Linked DNA regions of Homo sapiens: regions 1, 2 and 3 are each linked to region 4. Evidence: chromatin contacts called from ENCODE Hi-C or POLR2A ChIA-PET data. All regions are on one chromosome and are shown on one strand. The core of a region is the stretch at or near the end of the contact, and the rest is flanking DNA. Distances in the headings are between cores, read along the strand shown.

Region 1 (2,816 bases), core at 315-2,814, 1.8 Mb after region 4:
GATACTTAGTTGAAAAATCTACAAAAATTTCTTAGTCTGGATATAGAGTGACTGTGTTCCTATAAGCACAAATTTATACCCATCAAGATGAGACCAGTCCTAGCACAGACCAGGATTTTGAAATGTCAAACAAGCTGTATTTTCTCTGATGCTTCACAAGCATATCTGGTCCTCTCAGGAGAGATTTTTTTTTTCAGGCAGATTTGTGGTGGACATAGAGGAAGGTCACAGGATGGTACTATGTTCCACAAAACTGTGTCCTGTACTGCATGCATACAGATTAGGCAACATTATTAAATACGTTTATTTCCTTTCTTTCCTTCCTTCCTTCCTCCCTCCCTCCCTCCCTTTCTTTCTTCCTTTTTTTTTTTTTTTGAGACAGAGTCTTGCTCTGTCGCCCAGGCTGGAGTGCAATGGCGTGATCTTGGCTCACTGCAACGTCTGCCTCCCGGGTTCAAGCAATTCTCTTGCCTCGGTCACCCGAGTAGCTGGGATTACAGGCACCCACCACCACGACTGGCTAATTTTTTGTATTTTTAGTAGACATGGGGTTTTGCCATGTAGACCAGGCTGGTCTCGAACTCCTAACCTCAGGTGATCCACCTACCCGGGCCTCCCAAAATGCTGGGATTACAGGAGTGAGCCACCGCACCTAGCCTGTTACATTGCATTTTCTACTGTTAAGATGTTTTTTCCACTTGGGAATCATGTTGATCATACACAGAGAATGGAAGATACGTTGCAGTTTATACAAATGACATTTTCTGCAACGCGTCTGAGAACATGTTCTTGTAACAACTGAACATTTCTAACATTTCTTTTGAGGGGAACACCCATTTTATAACACTTTCTACTTAAAAGCACAGATCCCTCAAAGACCCTGAGTAAGCTGGATCCGTTACCATTTCCTTTAGCAGAGCGCCTTCGATTTCCCTTAGCTGCATATGTCCACCTCTGCGGGGGGCTCCACAGCCTCAGCCTGATCTTTCCGTCCTAGGCCTGATTATGGACTGCCAAGACTTTTTGGAGAAAGCAGTTTCTTGTCGCTCTTCTTTTTTCATTCTTCTTGATTTGCTTCCCTCTAACTATTGTCCCGAATCTCCTCCAGTTTCCAGAGCAACCCTCAGCAGGAGACTCTGTGCTTGATTCACCAAGGAGGAGAAAGGGTTTGAACTCCACTCCATCACCTCTGTCTCACCCACCAAAACCTCCCTAGAGCTGTTTTTCACAGCTTCCTCTCCTCGTTTCTGAGGAAGATAGGGCTTTCTTGCTTGCCAACACAAATCACTGTGCTCTGAATTTTACCTCCCTTCTGGATTTCAGTCCTTTTACCCCCTCTACATCTCTCCTCCATTTATAAAAGTGCTCAGAGATGCCCATTCTTTAAAATAAATACCTAAAAGAAAACAAAACCTTTCCCTTATTTTTGTTACTGCCCTAATCTAGTCTTATATCTCCTGCTTTCCTTTCACTGCCAGACGTCTTGGACTTGTGGTTTATAATCACATGGCTTCAGCTTTTGAAACTTGGCTTCTCTCCCTACCATCCTACTGAGAACTGTTCTCTAGAAGGTCACTGAGTCTCTTGTTTGTCAGATCCAGTGGCCTTTCCTCCGTTCTAATGCTCGAAATCTGTAGCATCTGACAATTTTTATTACCATGTGCTTCAGGCTCACTGTACCCTCGGCTTCCAGAACACCGTACTACCAGCTTCATCTCCTACCTTTCTGACCACTCCTCTTTTTTTTTCCTTCGGTAGTTCTTTCTTCCCCACTCCTGTGGCTTCCATACTAAATTCTACATAGAGAGCTCCCTGATGTTGATCTCCAGGATTGCCCTACACATTTCAGACCAGCATTTCCCCCACCAGCCATTCCCTTCCTCCTGAGTCCAGGATCTCCTGATTCAAGGGTCCACATCTCCTCTGACCCAGTTCCTCTCTTGCGTGTCCCACTGTTGCACATACTGCCGTCACTCAGAGTTCACGGACTTTTTTTTTTTTTTTTTTTTTGGTGACAGGATCTTGCTCTCTTGCCCAAGCTGGAGTGCAGTGGCATGATTATAGCTCACTGCAGCCTTGAACTCCTGGGCTCAAGCAATTCTCCCTCCTCAGTCTCCTGAGTAGCCAGGACAACAGGTGTGAGCCACTGAGCCTGGCAGGTTAAAAATTATTTTTTGTAGCAATGGGGTCTCATTATGTTGCCCAGTTTGGTCTTGAATTCCTGGCCTCAAGCGATCTTCCACCTTGGCCTTCCCAAGTGCTAGAATTACAGGCATGAGCCACTGCTCCTGGCCCACTCTCTGACTTTTGATTCTTTCTTCTGCCTCAGAGTTAGTCACTGGCAAATTCTGAACATTGCACTGTCTCCCATTTCACTCTTGGCCCTCCTTTCCATTCCCACAGCTACTTTGGTTTTAGGTCCTTGTCTCTTCTCTGCCCCTGTTTCTACTTCTGCCCTCATTTGTCTCACAGACATTCCAGGTAAAGGTGGGCAGCTCCAATACTGGCACCTTCCTGCTCAAAACCTCTTTATGGCTTTCTACTGTTAATGGAACTACAGATCCACAATTTTGCATGCAAAACTTTCACAAAAATGCAATATGGATTTATGAACTCTACAGTTAGTTTGGGAAAAACTGAAATGAAAGCCAGAACAAACTATCAACAAAACTATACTGTCTCTACCCTTTACTACAAAGGTTTTTTTTTTTTTTGAGATAGGGTCCTGCTCTGTTGTCCAGGGTGTAGTGCAGTAGTGCCATCATGGCTCACTGCAGCCTGGACCTCGCAGGCTCAAGCAATTCTCCTGCCTTGGC
Region 2 (2,700 bases), core at 139-2,638, 1.2 Mb after region 4:
TTATCAAACCAAGCATAAAAAACACAGGTTTGGCTGGGTGTGGTGGCTCACGCCTGTAATCCCAGCACTTTGGGAGGCCGAGGTGGGCGGATCACCTGAGGTCAGGAGTTCGAGACCAGCCTGACCAATATGATGAAACCCCATCTCTACTAAAAATACAAAAATTGGCCGGGCCTGGTGGCATGCGCCTGTAATCCCAGCTACCTGGGAGGCTGAGACAGGAGAAACGCTTGAACCCAGGAGGTGGAGGCTGCAGTGAGCCAAGATCCTGCCATTGCACTCCAGCCTGGGCAACAAGAGTGAAACTCTGTCTCAAAAACACACACACACACACACACACACAGGTTTACACATTTCTTTGGGTCTTCATTTCCTTATGAAGGCTCCTGCATCCGGTAAAAATTATATTAAATAAATGTGTATGTTATTCTCTTGTTATATGAGTCCCAGGCAGGAACCTAGGACGGTGAGGAAAAGCTCTTTCTCCTCCTATGGCATCCACACACCCAGGGCCTGCCACTCCTGCCCAGCCCAGGACCGTCACTATCTCAGTGACCAGTGGACAGGGCTCAGCAGGGCCACACGGATCAAGGTGGGCCCCAGCCAGGCAGAGACCAGGCCCCGCATCCTCCCACCCCCTGCACAACTTCGGTCCCCCAATCACCAGGGCAGGTATGAGTAAGGCCATTGCACAGTGGCAAAAACTGAGGCCCGCAAGGGCCCAAGGACCACCACTCAGATCCCTCCGGGCACAGCCCAGCCAGGAGCTCCGGGCAGAGTCCCGGGAGGCCCTGCCCACAGGGTCAGAGCGCCCCTGCCCCCGGCCCAACGGATGCGCCTGTCCAGGATCACCACCTGTCAAGCTCGCTGCAGCGCGGGAGGTGGGGTGGACCCTTCCCTGCCCCGGAGCCCACACCTCTGCACGGTGAACCGAGGCGCTCCGACGGGTGCGCGGACAGCACCTGGCACTGAGGAGGTGAACGTGACTCCCACACACGCGGGACTGAACCAGCGCCCCAGAGTCCCCAGAACACGCATGGGCCCGCGGGGCCGCAGCCCACGCCCGGGACAGCCGCCCGCAGTCTACGCAGGGAGGGGCCGCGGGGCTCTGGTTTCTGCAAGTTCTGAATTGTCTCCAAGGAGCATATTCCAACGTCAGAATAATAAACTTTTACAGAACTGTATTGCTCTGCAGCGCGCGGGGGGACTCGGCCCAGCGAAGAGCGAGCGCCCTACAGGCCTCGGCGGAGGAGGGCACGGTCCCCAGCGCGGCTCCTGGCCCCGCCCACGGCCCCGCCCCAGCTCCCGAGCCCCGGCCTCGCGCACGCGCATCTCGCGGGCTCGCAGGACGGCCGGGAAGCAACGCTTTGCGGGCAGCGCCCCCTGCCGTCCCAACGCGCGTGGGGCCCTATGGCTGCGAGCAGTTCCGGCCAAAAGCCCCAGGACCCGGACTTGGGGTTATTGACTTGCGCGTGGGCGCTGAGTCTTGGAGGGGAGGGGACAACTCGCCACACCCCCGTCCTCTCCCTGGAGCTCGAAGCCCCTTTCTGCTGAAATGGGGCCTCCTTTTCTCGGGAAACTGACTTTGGGGGAAACTAAGTCTCAAGGGGATCTTAAAACCCAAGACGGGGGAATGGGAACCTCACAGGACGTGGGGGCGCTTTTCTGGCCATCTCTATATAAAACCTGCCGGGGGCCTCAGACCCTGGCTCCTCTGTCAGTTCCCAAGACCCGTCGCGCGCCCACCTGAGCCCGGTGCCCACTGGATGGGGGCTCAGGCTCACCTGGTCAGTCCTCACCCCCACCTCCAGAGACCAGGCAGTCATGCCCTTCTAATATGGCGGAGGTCCCAAAAGATTATACCATATTTTTACTGTGCCTTTTCTGTGTTTAGCTATGCAAATACTTAGCATTGTGTCGTAGCAGGCTGTGCCATCTAGGTTGTGTAAGTACACGCCATGATGTTCACATAACGAGAAAATCGCCAAAGGACGCATTTCTCAGAACATACACCTGTTGTGAAACCACCCGTGACTGTTCTGTCCTAATTCAACCCCCTCATTCGATAAAGGACAGAGAGGCATTGAGTTGCCAGAGGTCATCCTGGTTGTCAGAGGCAAAAGCAAAACCGAAGCTCTGAGCCTCGCAGCAACCACCCACGCCACCGCCTCCCGTCATCATCAGGAGGCCTCCCCAGGTTTCTGTCCCAGGGAGCGCAGCCGGTGGACAAGTCCCTTCCGCTCTCTGAGCCTCCAGTAACATGAAAACACTGGCAGGAGACCCTCCATGATTCCAGGATTCCTAGAACACTGGCAGGACACCCTCACCCGGTGATCACTCCCAGGTCACCCCACTGAAAGCCGGCAGCTTTCTGTATGGTCTGCATCCATGTTTTTCTATTTCTCCCAGGAGTAATTACTCCATTTGTTCACAGGTACACGGCTTGGCACTCAGGGGCCATAAATTAAAGAGATGTTGTGATAAAAAGGAAGGCAGGAGAGAGTAGGGGCTGGTGGATCCCACTTGCCCTTCACTGCCGGTCTCAGAGACTGGCCTAGGAGAAAGCCACCAAGATCAAAGGCCCCCAGACCCTGCATCCCCATGGATGTGCAAGCCTGAGCTGTCGGTGGTCCTCCCGAACCCTGCCTTGAGCCATGCTTGGCTATTCCACACAAGGCTTATTTGCAGCAATCATCTGCT
Region 3 (2,816 bases), core at 104-2,603, 1.1 Mb after region 4:
GGTTTCCTGCCTGGAGTCACAAAGCAGTCAAGGCTGGGCCAGGAGTCCAACCCAGGTGGTGTGACAGGCAGTCCGGACACTCTCCCGGCCACTTGGGCATCCTTGCACAGCTGAAGAGCCTGGACAGTAAGGGGAGGTACCACGCAAGGGCAGTGATGACAGGGCACAGCATAACCCTGCACCCCCTTACCCAGGCCTCTTTATAGATGCCCAGATTTGGGGCAGAACTGCCTGGCTGACTTTCCTGCATCAGTGACATTTGACACCTGACCTGGGAGGTTTTGAAGTGAGGAAAACTGATGACACATTTCTGCACATTCCCACTGTTCAATGCCAGCCGAGAACACTCTTGAGAAGTACAAGGGGTTTGGCTAAATCTCCTGCCTGGAATGGGACAAGAGCAGGTAAGAGGCAGCCCCCCTGTACACAGAAGCATCGGCAGGCAGGGTCATACGCATTCCCAGCAGGTTGTGCAGAGGTAGGCTCCTGGGTCAGCGGGAGGAACCCAAACACTGGTGATGACAAGGGCATGCCCAGGCCTTCCTGTGCACTTCCGAGAGCCAGGGCCTGGAGATGGGAACATGTAAGCCAGGCCATGAAGCACTGAGAAGTCTGTTTAACTAAAGTGGGCAGGGATGCTCAAGGACCCACCAGGAGATGGAAGGGGCTGCGGTCAAAGGCCCTGACGCTGGAGGTTTTCAGTCTCACCCCCTCCTTTCTGGCAGTAGAGGAATTCTGAGTGTTTCCCATCTCTTCCACCTCCTCATTTGCTGCTGTTTTCCAACCCTTACTTTAAATTCCCCACCAACATACACATGCACACACAAACACACAGCTTCTAGAGCCCCATCTCCATATATCAAGTGAAAAGAGTGATTTTCATGGGTAAACCTTGTTTCCCAAGGATGCAGCCTGGCCCTTGGTCAATGTGAGGGGAACTTAACCAGCTCCTCCAAGACTGAGATTTGGCTTCGAGTTCAGCATGGAGCCGGGACCCCCAGGGCTGGTCAGTGAAAGTGAGTGGAGCTGAATACCAACAGGGCTGGGGTGGAGTGGGTCCAGGGCCCACGCCACAGCCCTGGCTCTTTCCACGCTGCGGTGGCCACCTCAGCCCCAGCCTGTGTCTGGGATGCTGTCGAAGTAGCGAAGTGCTTCATGCACCAGCATCAGGTGGCCGTGATCAGGCTATGGGTTTAACGCAGCATGAAGATGGGTGGGGAATGGGATCACCTCTCTCTGCCTGCATCCCCCAGACCCTGGAGTCTGCTCCACAGAAGGCAGAAGCTGAGTGAGTGAGCTGGGAGGCCCGGGAAGCATATCTCCAGTGCCATTCCCAGTCTGGGCACCAGCCTCCTCTGCGCCCTGCGGGCTACGGGCCAGCCCCTGGGCTCCAGCCTCCCACGTACGATGCCTATTTGGAAGTGAACCAGGATAGAATTTCTAAGGGTTGAGCCACCTTCCTGGGATCACTTGCTGAGTCAGATGCTGCCAGAACCACAGAATGTCCCCAAAATTCACAAGACACCCATATCCTTTCTCAGGGCACCGGCTCATTTATGTGCAGGCTGAAGCTATTTGGTTTGTTCTAAAAAGCGTGGCACCAGCAGCTTCAGTTAAAGAGATCGCAAACTTTGCAGACACAAACAACTTGAAAAATAGGTCAAATCCTGTTTTGTACATTCACAGGGCTGCCTTTTCCAGCGTTTCTCCCTAAAATCAAATCAGCAGTGTATGTAAATGAGTTGAGAGAATTCATTACGTTAATTTATCTAATTTTGGAGGCAAACCTGAAACAAACAGCGCCTCACTTTCTAACACTCAGGCCCTCATAGAATATTGATTCCTGAGTTTTACTGGCCTTGCACGAAGGCCTTTTTATAGCCCCAAAGGAATGAGATCATCAGTTTCCTCAGGCATACAAATGTCCTGCTCAGAGGCCCTGAGACAGCATTCTCCAAGGTCATTTCAAGGGATGGCTGGCATGGTAGACCACCCAAAGCTCAGATTTGGGAGTCTATGGGACGTGCATGCAGAAGCACTGTGCCTGGGGCCACCGATCCCAGCAAGATCAACAGCTGCGAATGGCAAGTGGTCCCAGCAGAGGTGGCGGTGAGGTCCATATTATTTCAGGATCCTGGCAGTGTTCATGGTAGTAAGCTGTGGAATTAAGAATATTTCCAGGGCCAAGGCTGCCAGCAACAGAGCTGTGTTCATGGCAGAAAGAAGCCCAGACAAACAGTGATGGCTTCATCACCTCCTGCCTCTCAGTGGGCCAGTGTGATGTCCTCAGAATGATACATTTCACTGTGAAGAACCCCAAATTCCCATGTGACCCCGGAGCCAGCCGTTTTAGCAGACTAACCATGATTTTCATCCAGTTTTGTGAACAGTGATTGCCACTGCTGGCCAGTCCCTCAAGGCAGCCAAGTAGGTGCAGGACTGTATTTTATATTTGGAAGAACACAAGGAGCTCTGTCTGACCCCAAATGTCTCTTTGCTGCCTGTTGGTAGCTGGGGCCAAGGGTCTCCTGCAGCTAGGATCACAGGCCTTCAAGATGGGTGCAAGGCAGAGCACACAGAGCTCAGGGCACGCGGTGGACTGCTTTGCAGTCCTTGCTCTGCCTCGGAATACCGTGTGGAATATTGTGTACAATACCGTGTGGAATGCCATGTGGAATATTGTGTGGAATACCGTGTGAAATACCATGTGGAATATTTTGTGGGATACCGTGTGGAATATTGTACGGAATAACATGTGGAATAATGTGTGGAATAATGTGTGGAATACTGTGTGGATACCATGTGGAATAACGTGT
Region 4 (2,738 bases), core at 138-2,637:
ACTGGCAAGGAAGGAGGGCAAGAGTCTTTCAGCAGTAATGTCATCAATGCAGTAGGCAGAAAGGTTGTTGTTGTATGTGTGTTTCTTGTGTCAGGAATCACAGAAAGAGGTGCATCCAATTCAGGGTGTGTGAATGCATAAAGATCATCAACACTTTCTCATTAATGTCCCTTAAAAGTTAATCACTTTAACCCCACAATTTTCTCTCACTTCACACAAAATCAAATAAAACGATATATATTTTTCTTTTACAAAAGGCAGTGAAAAAGCGGTTAAAGCATGGATTAAATTGAAATTTTTCAGTGAGCCTTTGACATTCAAGAATAACTCAGTCACTTCATTCTACTGATTAAGTATTGCTTTTCTTTCATGGAGATAAAATAATTTCTCATACTCAAGCAACCTTCTTGATCCTCATTTCTAGAGGATTCTAGAAAACAGCAAATGGAGCACACTGAGCCTGCAACTTTGGGGAGTGGCAGGACAGAGTGGAAGGGGAGAGGCTTGTAGCTGTCGTTTCAGGACCCTTCAAAAAAGAGCTCTAAAAGAAGTGGTGGGAGCTTTAACACATTGCAGAGTACTGTCTCCCAGGCTGTTCACCCTTCTGAAGGGGGGTTCCTGAAGGGCAAAGGCTGGTCTGATTACATGCATCTTTCCAGAGCCTCTCACCAGGCCTGGCGCCAGTGGAGGCTCAATAAATGTTTGTGGAAAGATGGGGTGGAGAGATAAAGCATAATATAAATATGAATGGGTTTCTTCAGCAGAACTTGAGACAATGGGAAATGGGAGACCCTGGTTTATAGGTGGAAATTCCCAAGAAATGAGAAAAAAAAAATCAAGGCAAAATAATGCAGTTGATAGAGCAAATATTTCCTCCTCTACATCAACTTTTGGTTAGCTTCACGGGCGTGTGCACGCCCAGGGATAGGGAGACAACTTTAGGACTATATAAGTATTGCCCAAAATGGGATTCTTGTGTTTCAGAGACTAACTTCAAGGGGAGGGCGCCATGGACAGAGCTGTAAAGATCTTTCCCGCTTTCTATGAAGAGGGCGGGCAGAGCGTCAGCCCCTAGAAAACTACATTTCCCAGAATGCCATACGCAGGCGGGAGAGGGCATGAACAGAGCCTTGGCGCGATGCTCCTTGGGAGGTGTAGTTTCCACGCGTCCAGCTCGAACGCTGATGCCCCAGCGCGGTGGTAAAATGAGCCCACGTGATCGGAAAAGCAGCGGTTTCCCTTTGAGCCGGAACAGGATGACTGGGTTGACCGATGCTGGGCAGCTGAGCGGACCAATCGGCCCCCTAGACTGAGACGTTGGCGTTTGAAATCAGCCAATGGCAGGTCTACACTGGAGCTTCCTCTCCGCCTCCTTCGCCTAGCCTGCGAGTGTTCTGAGGGAAGCAAGGAGGCGGCGGCGGCCGCAGCGAGTGGCGAGTAGTGGAAACGTTGCTTCTGAGGGGAGCCCAAGGTAGGGAGGCGAGGCGACGGTGTGCGGGAGCGGGCTCTCCAGGGACTTCCCGGGTCCGCAACTGGCAGGGCCGTTCGATTCGCAGGGGATCCCGTTTCGTTTCTGTTGTTTTCCCTTTATTTTTAGGAGTGCCCGGGGCGACGGGACCCCGGGAGAGGGGAAAGGGAACAGTCTGGGGTCCGGGCATCGCTGTGGGCCGGGCTGGGTTTAGGGGGACGGCGGTGCGGGCTGGGCCGGTTTGGGCGCGGCGGGGGCCGGATGATGGGGCGAGTCCGGACCTTGGCGGGCGAGTGCTCGGCGCAGGCGCAAGCGCAGAGTCTCCTCGCGGTCGTCCTCTCGGCCCCTCCCTCTGGGGGGACCCCCAGTGCCAGGCTGTCAGTGCGCAGCCCCAGCCCGCGGGACCCCTGGGGACTCTGGGCGCCTGTTCTGCAGATGACCGGTTCTAACGAGTTCAAGCTGAACCAGCCACCCGAGGATGGCATCTCCTCCGTGAAGTTCAGCCCCAACACCTCCCAGTTCCTGCTTGTCTCCTCCTGGGACACGTCCGTGCGTCTCTACGATGTGCCGGCCAACTCCATGCGGCTCAAGTACCAGCACACCGGCGCCGTCCTGGACTGCGCCTTCTACGTAGGTGCCCTCCCGCCCTGCTCCTGCCCTCTTACTGTGTTAACGATTCTCCACGTGAGGAGCGTTTCTTTTCCAGTGTTGGGTAGAGGCGTCTGTCGGTGGGGTTATTTGGACAGTTCTTTAGCTTTTCAGGAGCATCTGCCTTGAACCTGTACCGTTTTGGGTTGGAGACATGCAGACATTGGAAACTCCGTCTCCCCTTTTCTGTTACACGCTTGTGGAGTAACTCTAAACTTTCTGAAAATACGATCATTATATTTGCAACAATACTGTTTTGGCTGCCGTATTGAAAGGAACCGTTTAGGGGAAATGTATGTTTACCCTCAGCTAGCGTGTTGGCTAGGATAAAGCAGCCCTCCTTTAATTTCCAGACACAGGAGTTTAGTGACCACTTGCTTTTTTATGCTGTTTTTTGGTTTGTTTACCATGAATAGTTGAGCCCAGTGCATATCCCGAGCATAAACTGAACACTTGCTTGTAGAAATAAGAATGTTGAAACCCTTTCAAAAGTTCTAGTTTTTAAACGGTTCAAAACTATTTTATAGGATCCAACGCATGCCTGGAGTGGAGGACTAGATCATCAATTGAAAATGCATGATTTGAACACTGATCAAGGTAATGTGACCATATCTTTACCAGT

Evidence for each region. A loop is a pair of places that touch in the nucleus more often than their neighbours do. ChIA-PET counts read pairs that join two places held with the same protein, here RNA polymerase II (POLR2A). Pooled maps may share reads with other maps.
Region 1: a loop to region 4 is called in a map of CD4-positive, alpha-beta T cell, with 5 times the contacts of the local background. The contact joins the enhancer-like site here to the promoter of BUB3 in region 4. A Hi-C loop is called at or near these places in 6 of 168 maps with a recorded cell type or tissue (B cell, CD4-positive, alpha-beta T cell, CD4-positive, alpha-beta memory T cell and 2 more), 4 of 37 single-sample maps with no recorded cell type and 15 of 50 pooled maps.
Region 2: a map of CD4-positive, alpha-beta memory T cell shows a loop between it and region 4 (16-fold over the local background). The contact joins the enhancer-like site here to the promoter of BUB3 in region 4. A Hi-C loop is called at or near these places in 1 of 168 maps with a recorded cell type or tissue (CD4-positive, alpha-beta memory T cell) and 5 of 50 pooled maps. POLR2A ChIA-PET finds 5 or more read pairs at or near these places in 3 of 52 experiments (T-cell, activated CD4-positive, alpha-beta T cell and naive thymus-derived CD4-positive, alpha-beta T cell).
Region 3: a map of naive thymus-derived CD4-positive, alpha-beta T cell shows a loop between it and region 4 (15-fold over the local background). The contact joins the enhancer-like site here to the promoter of BUB3 in region 4. A Hi-C loop is called at or near these places in 1 of 168 maps with a recorded cell type or tissue (naive thymus-derived CD4-positive, alpha-beta T cell), 3 of 37 single-sample maps with no recorded cell type and 12 of 50 pooled maps.

What each region holds. Positions count from the first base shown.
Region 1 is chr10:124,910,353-124,913,168 of GRCh38, forward strand. No RefSeq gene overlaps it. Among named protein-coding and RNA genes, the nearest start is that of ZRANB1, 30 kb to the right of the region's middle. Within about 2 kb of position 1,565, at least 4 of the 41 ENCODE cell types and tissues checked have a DNase peak (open chromatin) inside an H3K27ac peak, as active enhancers do.
Region 2 is chr10:124,388,028-124,390,727 of GRCh38, forward strand. No RefSeq gene overlaps it. Among named protein-coding and RNA genes, the nearest start is that of OAT, 30 kb to the right of the region's middle. RefSeq lists a silencer at 1,190-1,479. Within about 2 kb of position 1,389, at least 7 of the 41 ENCODE cell types and tissues checked have a DNase peak (open chromatin) inside an H3K27ac peak, as active enhancers do.
Region 3 is chr10:124,223,403-124,226,218 of GRCh38, forward strand. No RefSeq gene overlaps it. Among named protein-coding and RNA genes, the nearest start is that of CHST15, 130 kb to the left of the region's middle. Within about 2 kb of position 1,354, at least 3 of the 41 ENCODE cell types and tissues checked have a DNase peak (open chromatin) inside an H3K27ac peak, as active enhancers do.
Region 4 is chr10:123,153,015-123,155,752 of GRCh38, forward strand. BUB3 (BUB3 mitotic checkpoint protein) reads left to right here and starts at 1,388. Exons shown (of 8, transcript NM_004725.4): 1 at 1,388-1,471; 2 at 1,904-2,098; 3 at 2,644-2,713. The coding sequence starts at 1,904. RefSeq lists enhancers at 1,059-1,353, 1,073-1,242, 1,079-1,238, 1,969-2,038 and a cis regulatory region at 1,158.